Regions from separate parts of the Mus musculus genome. Here region 2 is linked to region 1. A link is a loop called in an ENCODE intact Hi-C map of the cell type or tissue named here. Cell type or tissue: left cerebral cortex. All regions are shown on one strand. Links, peaks and the distances in the headings refer to the core of each region. The heading gives the core; the rest is flanking DNA.

Region 1 (2,915 bases), core at 145-2,644:
GATACTGGCCTCTGTATATGCTTGTCTGGAATTATCTTGATTTTGTAAATGGAGGTAGAAAGACAGCCCACCTACTGTGGGAAGCACCATTATGTGGGTGTAGGATCCTGGAATGTGCAAAGAGATATAGGAAATTCATATCCAGCATTCATTGCCCTCTGTTTGATTTCAAGGCTTTATTGTTGTGACGATGTGGGCCAAAATAAACACTTTTTCCTTTGAGTTACTCTTGATGAGGGTAATTTTCTAGGTTAACAGGAAAAGCAGATAAGATTGCCCTCTGACAACAAAGTTGACCAAAACAAAACTCATCTTTCCCATTCTTGCTAAGTCCCTTAATTTTCATTTTTCTCAATAGAAAGGGGGTGGTTCCGGGAACAACTAATAAATAGTTGAATAGTTCCCAAAAGTTCATGGGGGATGAAGACAATTTTTTATAAATTAGAAAAAATCTTAAATTGCTATGCTAAAAATCAAAGGCAGCCCTAAGGAGGAAACTTACTTTCCAGTGCCATTCACCGAGTGTTGGGAGACCTGTCAGTGCCTTGGTAAGAGGCACACTATGCTGCTTGATTGATTTATTCAGGGAGGACTCTCAGCATCTCCCCACCCAGACTTCCAGTCTATCATTTATATTTGCATCTCATGATGTCCCTGCTGCAGTTAGTCGATACATATGCACAGGTTAGCATGCATGTGTGACCTGTGCTTCACACTGTTCTCACCTTTGCCTGGAGGCACTCTTCCCTCCCAGGTGTCTGACAGCCTCTACCCTGTTCCTTGATGACACTTGAACTTCCCAGACAGAGCCACGGCCTCCACTCCTCCATGCCCTTCTACCCTTTGCCCATCCTCCCCAACCTTTGCACTGGCCATGTGGGTAGAGTCTTATTTATCTCAGAACAAAGCAGTTTCTCACTGGGCTGCAAATGCTGGGTGGTCTCTTCCCTTATTGTAAAGAGGGGAAATCTGAGTGGCCATCATATGACAATTTTTTTTATTGTTGTTGTTTTAATTTGTAAGTTTCTCACACTAAGTAAAAGACACCCCTACAGCACTCTGATGCTAGAGTTCCATCGTCATAGGAACCTTGCAGCTCTTCATCCACAGTAGCAGTGCTTGAGATGAGCACGTTCGCTGATGCTCACCACTTACCAGGAGGTGGCACTGTCTCATCTCTAATCAAATTCCAGCTCTGTGATTTGGACCCAGCAGTATATCTACCATTCAATCCTCAGGCCAGTCCATCCATTAAGAGCAAGGGTAAAGAGCAGAATAAGACCACCCTCTTCACCCTTAGTACCTTGCACCCTATTACCTCTCAGCATTTCTTACACAATAAGATTCTACAAGAAAACGTGGTTAGAAAATTCCTGTAGCATCAGGAGAACTAAGGAATTCAATGGGACACACAAATCCACAAACACACACACATATACAAACAGGGAATGAAAGTAGAAGGGGAATTTGAAAAGAAGGGTTTCAGCCAGAGACATGAAAGAGGGTAGTAGAGAGTTAAAATAAATACCATTAATTATATACACATATGAGATTATCAGAGAATAAAAAGCTGTAAAATCAAGAAAGCCTTCCCACAGAGTCTGAACTCTGCTGCAAGGGCTGGGGTGAATAGTAGGTCTCTTGGGAAATATGGCTGATAAAGTTATTGACAGCTTTGTCCTTCAAATCTCTCACATAAATCACTGCAGTCACCAGAGGTGACAAATTGTCAAATATGAAAGTGTCCCAGGGACTAGGGTCACAGCATTCACTACTATCAAGTGGAGGCTGCCACTGCCCCTTGTCGGGTTTAGTAATCTCATCCAATGGCTTCAAGTGGCTCAGAAACTTTAAGGAGGGACCACATCTTTGTATCCACCTGTTACTCTGAATGTGTGTGAGCACTTCCTTTACTGTCCTCTGGATGCTGTGAAGAGGTTGCCCTGGGAACCTCACTGCTGTAACTGTGGATAAAACCACTGTCAGGTTTTCCAACTCAGGTTTCCCCTGTAGATCACAGGTGCGTTTCAGTCTTGAGTTCCTGGTGAGTAGCACCTCAAGTCCCTGCAAACTCACAGCCTGTGGGACTTTTCTTATTAAATCTTTCCTAAACTAACACATGATGTGATCTTGTACTGGTCCCTAGCCAGATACACGCTAGAGGATGCTGCCAGGAAAATCAGCTGATGGCTCGGAAACGGATGCTGTTCCTAGATATCAAGAGAGGGAGAAGTGTTGGAGGTAGAATGGATTACCAATGCCCAGGAACTAATCAATCATGTTTCTTTACTGGCATTTCCAAGTGTGGGAAATTAGTACTGTCTTTTCTATCAAAGGGCTACATGAAACAGATTTCATTTAAAATTGTGAAGAAGTGATTTGGCAGAATTTCAAATTCTGCCAGGGCCAGCACTTCTTGGAATCAAAATCTGCATTCATGGTTTCATGGTCTCCACAGAACTGTACTTTGCCTGCCAGCATTCTGGTTTGACTTATGCAGCCCTGTAAAATTGAGATCAAGTTCTAACCACTCAGTGAAAAGGACGGCCCATTCACATAAGGAGAAAAAAGCAATGGGGCCCTACTGCATGTGCTTCCCTGCTTGATGTGTTATGGATATGAACCCTCCCTCCCTCGGAAGTGGAAAGTTTTGCCATGCTAGAATAAGTTGGACCATGTGACAACTTCCTTGGGATCCCAGATCTGCTTCTAATGCATAGAAACTTCAAACATGGGGACTGGAGAGCTCCCAAAAAGAGTGAATGTACCCCTAGAGTTGGCCTAGCTCAACTAAAAGAAGCTCCACTCTAAGCCTACTTTTCCAACCTTGACCTATGCATCCTTCATCTAGCCATTCATACATGCCCTTTGTACTATTCTTATAATAGACTGGTGATGTTTAGAAAAGTGTTTCC
Region 2 (2,915 bases), core at 218-2,717, 240 kb after region 1:
TAGTTAGAACACATTGTGATGTTTGAAGAAAAGGATGAATGGAGGACCAAAGATGGAATACTGGAGATGTAACCTCAGTAGAGAGCATAGGTCAGTATACTTCAGCATTGAAAGAGAGTTAAGCAGGAATATCGAAATCTTCCAGGCCATTTACAGATGATGAAACCAAGGTCCAGAAATAAGAGACAAATCAACAGTCCTATAAACAAAATGATGTAAGAGGCAGAAGCCACTCCTGAATCAGAGCCGTAGCCAATTAGACTCTCACATCTAACCAAAAAGTGTTTTCTCTCCCTCCCCACCTCTCTCTCTCTTTCTGTCTCTCTCTCCCCTCCCTCCATCTATCCCTTCTTCTATCCCTCACTTTTTCCTTCTTTCCTCTTTCCTTCCTTCCCTCCCTTCCCCTATCAATCAGAATGTCTTTTGTAGATGAAATGCAGCAAAGAAACTGGTTTAGGGCATTTAAAATAATTCTGAAACCTTCTATAATTGGCAACTATACTATACATCGGGAAGTCACATGTCACTGTTTTATTGTTGTTTGTTTGTTTTCTGTGTGTGTATGTGTGTTTTTTTACTTTACATCTTCTGAGGTTACCTTCTAGGAACACAACCATCATTATATACCTTACAAAGAAGGCAAGGATTTACTGAAGGTCACAGTAAGCTAACAAGAAGAAGAGACAGGGTCTTTGGAGTGCATCTCATATGATATTGTTTAATCAAGCCCAGGGATGTTGCACATTTTTTAGAAGAGAAATTGAGAGAGAGACCAGAGACAGAGAGACAGAGAGAGAGAGAGAGAGAGAGAGAGAGAGAGAGAGAGAGAGAGAATGTGCTTTTGCTGGGTACTTTATAAATCATGAGGGTTTTTTTATTCCCTTCTTTCTTTTTTTCTTTTTGCACAGCCTCTACTTTCTCCAGGTACTCAGCATCTACTTGAGACTGACTCCAACAACCACGTGCTACAAATGAGGAAACTGAGGCAAACGAGAGTCTACCACCCTAGTTTTCAGTCATAGAACCTAGGTTCAGTTACACGCTCCCTGAAGCCAGGTTATATGGTTTCCCATTATATGAAAGCTGAATAAAAAGAGGGAGATGGAAGGAGGAGAAACGCATTCCAAGTCTGAAGTATTCAGCAAATATTATATGAAAGCCATTTAGGATCAGATGCCAACAATTCTAAAGTGCCCCTTGTAAAGAAATGAACATTTTGAGACTAGGTTTGTGCTTGCTGCACTGATACAGAAAGGCACCAGGGACCGGCTTTGTGATGCCTCTTTCAGGACAGGTGGCCAAATTGATGGCCCATTCATTCACCAGAGGTTGTGGGATCAGAAGTGAGGCAGGTTAAGAGAGGCCCCTGCCCTCATGGAGCATAGAGTCTAGAGAGAAGAGATCTGTGTAACAAGCAATGACACAGCACAGTCTGTCAGTCAAATCAGGTACAGAGTATCAAGGAAGCACAAGAGAGGATCGGAGAAGGCTCCAGATATGATGGAGCCTTTGAATTGGGCCACACACACACAAAAAGAAGAAAGTGAGAAACTGTTACTTTCTGCAGAGACACCAGCCTGGGCAAAAGCACAATCACAAAAGAGCAGAGCACAGGCCTGGCTCATTTCAGAGATTGCAGTTCCCTCAGCAGTGAGATCAAGCTGCACGTATTTGGTCAGGTTCAGCTAATACATCTGGCTTTAGAGAGCAGAGTGGGATTGAGACAGTTTCAGCTTTGAAAAGACTCCACAGTGTATGCAACACTTAAAGGCGCCCTCACTTTGGGCAAATATCTCTTTACACGATCAGATGTTTGGTCCCACTCTGTGTTACACAGAACAAACACTGTTTTCAAGAGAGAGAGGAGCACTGCCTTCCATGGCAAAGCTAGCTCTTGACCTTCAGCAGCAACAAACAAGGAGGACACTCAGTGTTTCCCCCCAATAAAGCCCTCTTTATATTGCCCAGGTATCTCTGGAACAAGACAATATCCCAGTCACAACTCACTGACTAAGAGTTCCACTCTTTCCATAGGTGATACCTGTGAAATGCCTTGTTAATCTGAGATTTTTTTTCCTTTAGAAAATGACTTTCTTAAAATTGCATTAGTCATACATAAGACTTTAAAATCCCACCACATTTGCATCCTCTGCCATTAAATTTTATTGTTATGAGAGCTTAGCAAACTCTAAGGGTTGCTAGAATCACATTCTATAGAGAAAAAAACATCCCAACAAGACAGGAGCAATTCAAGGTCATACAACAGGTATGATGAAACCAGAGTTCAGACCTGTTTGTTTCTGACTCCAGAATCTTGCCCTCTTTCCTCTACACTACAGTATAGCATTTTGCTATAATATATTGTCCTCGCTGTGGTATAAATCCCCAGATGAAATGCTGGCTAGATCACATCCTCTTGGGTAACATAACTACATCATAAATTAAAAGCCCAATTAAAGAACATACCCTTTTAACTGGGACTTACCACAGTCCCCTGGGGCTAAGATATAAAAGGAGAATCCTTTCACAGGCAGTGGCTATCCATCCTGGAAATTCTTCAGAAATCTGCTAAAGTCTATGAAAAGCTTTTGAATCAAATTACTCAGCTAACGCACCTCCCTCTCCTCGGGTCTTCTGGTGTTCTTCTCCCAGCAGAACTGGATTAAATCATGTGCCAATCTCCAGCCCTCACTATAGCCCAAAGATGCAGATAACAGTCCGTCATACATCAGGTGCACCCAGGGTTTAAAACAAATTTAACATTAAGAGCTTTGGAGCCCAGTGGAAAAGATTGCCCTCCTAGATTATATGAGGGATTGAAGTGGAGTTCTCTTCCCCATCTGTCTGAAAGTAGGATAGTTCTTTAGTAGCCAAGGGCCAGACAGAGGGTGTCTCTAACACCATACAGTGTTTGT

What was found. A loop is a pair of places that touch in the nucleus more often than their neighbours do. Peaks named below come from ENCODE experiments on the same cell type or tissue, not always from the same donor. Only the 100,000 strongest peaks of a DNase experiment are listed, where the experiment ranks them.
Region 2: a loop joins it to region 1, with 6 times the contacts of the local background. A loop is called at or near these places in 7 of 42 quality-filtered maps.

The regions. Positions count from the first base shown.
Region 1 is chr15:71,482,326-71,485,240 of GRCm38, forward strand. The region is part of intron 9 of Fam135b (family with sequence similarity 135, member B); the gene reads right to left. Among named protein-coding and RNA genes, the nearest start is that of Fam135b, 240 kb to the right of the region's middle. In left cerebral cortex, for the core only: a CTCF peak has its summit at 1,152 (motif pointing right); DNase peaks (open chromatin) are centred at 1,160, 1,853 and 2,117.
Region 2 is chr15:71,724,075-71,726,989 of GRCm38, forward strand. The region is part of intron 1 of Fam135b (family with sequence similarity 135, member B); the gene reads right to left. Among named protein-coding and RNA genes, the nearest start is that of Fam135b, 2.3 kb to the right of the region's middle. In left cerebral cortex, for the core only: no CTCF peak of the experiment used is centred there; DNase peaks (open chromatin) are centred at 1,311, 1,689 and 2,710; H3K4me3 peaks cover 1,754 bases; H3K27ac peaks cover 1,494 bases.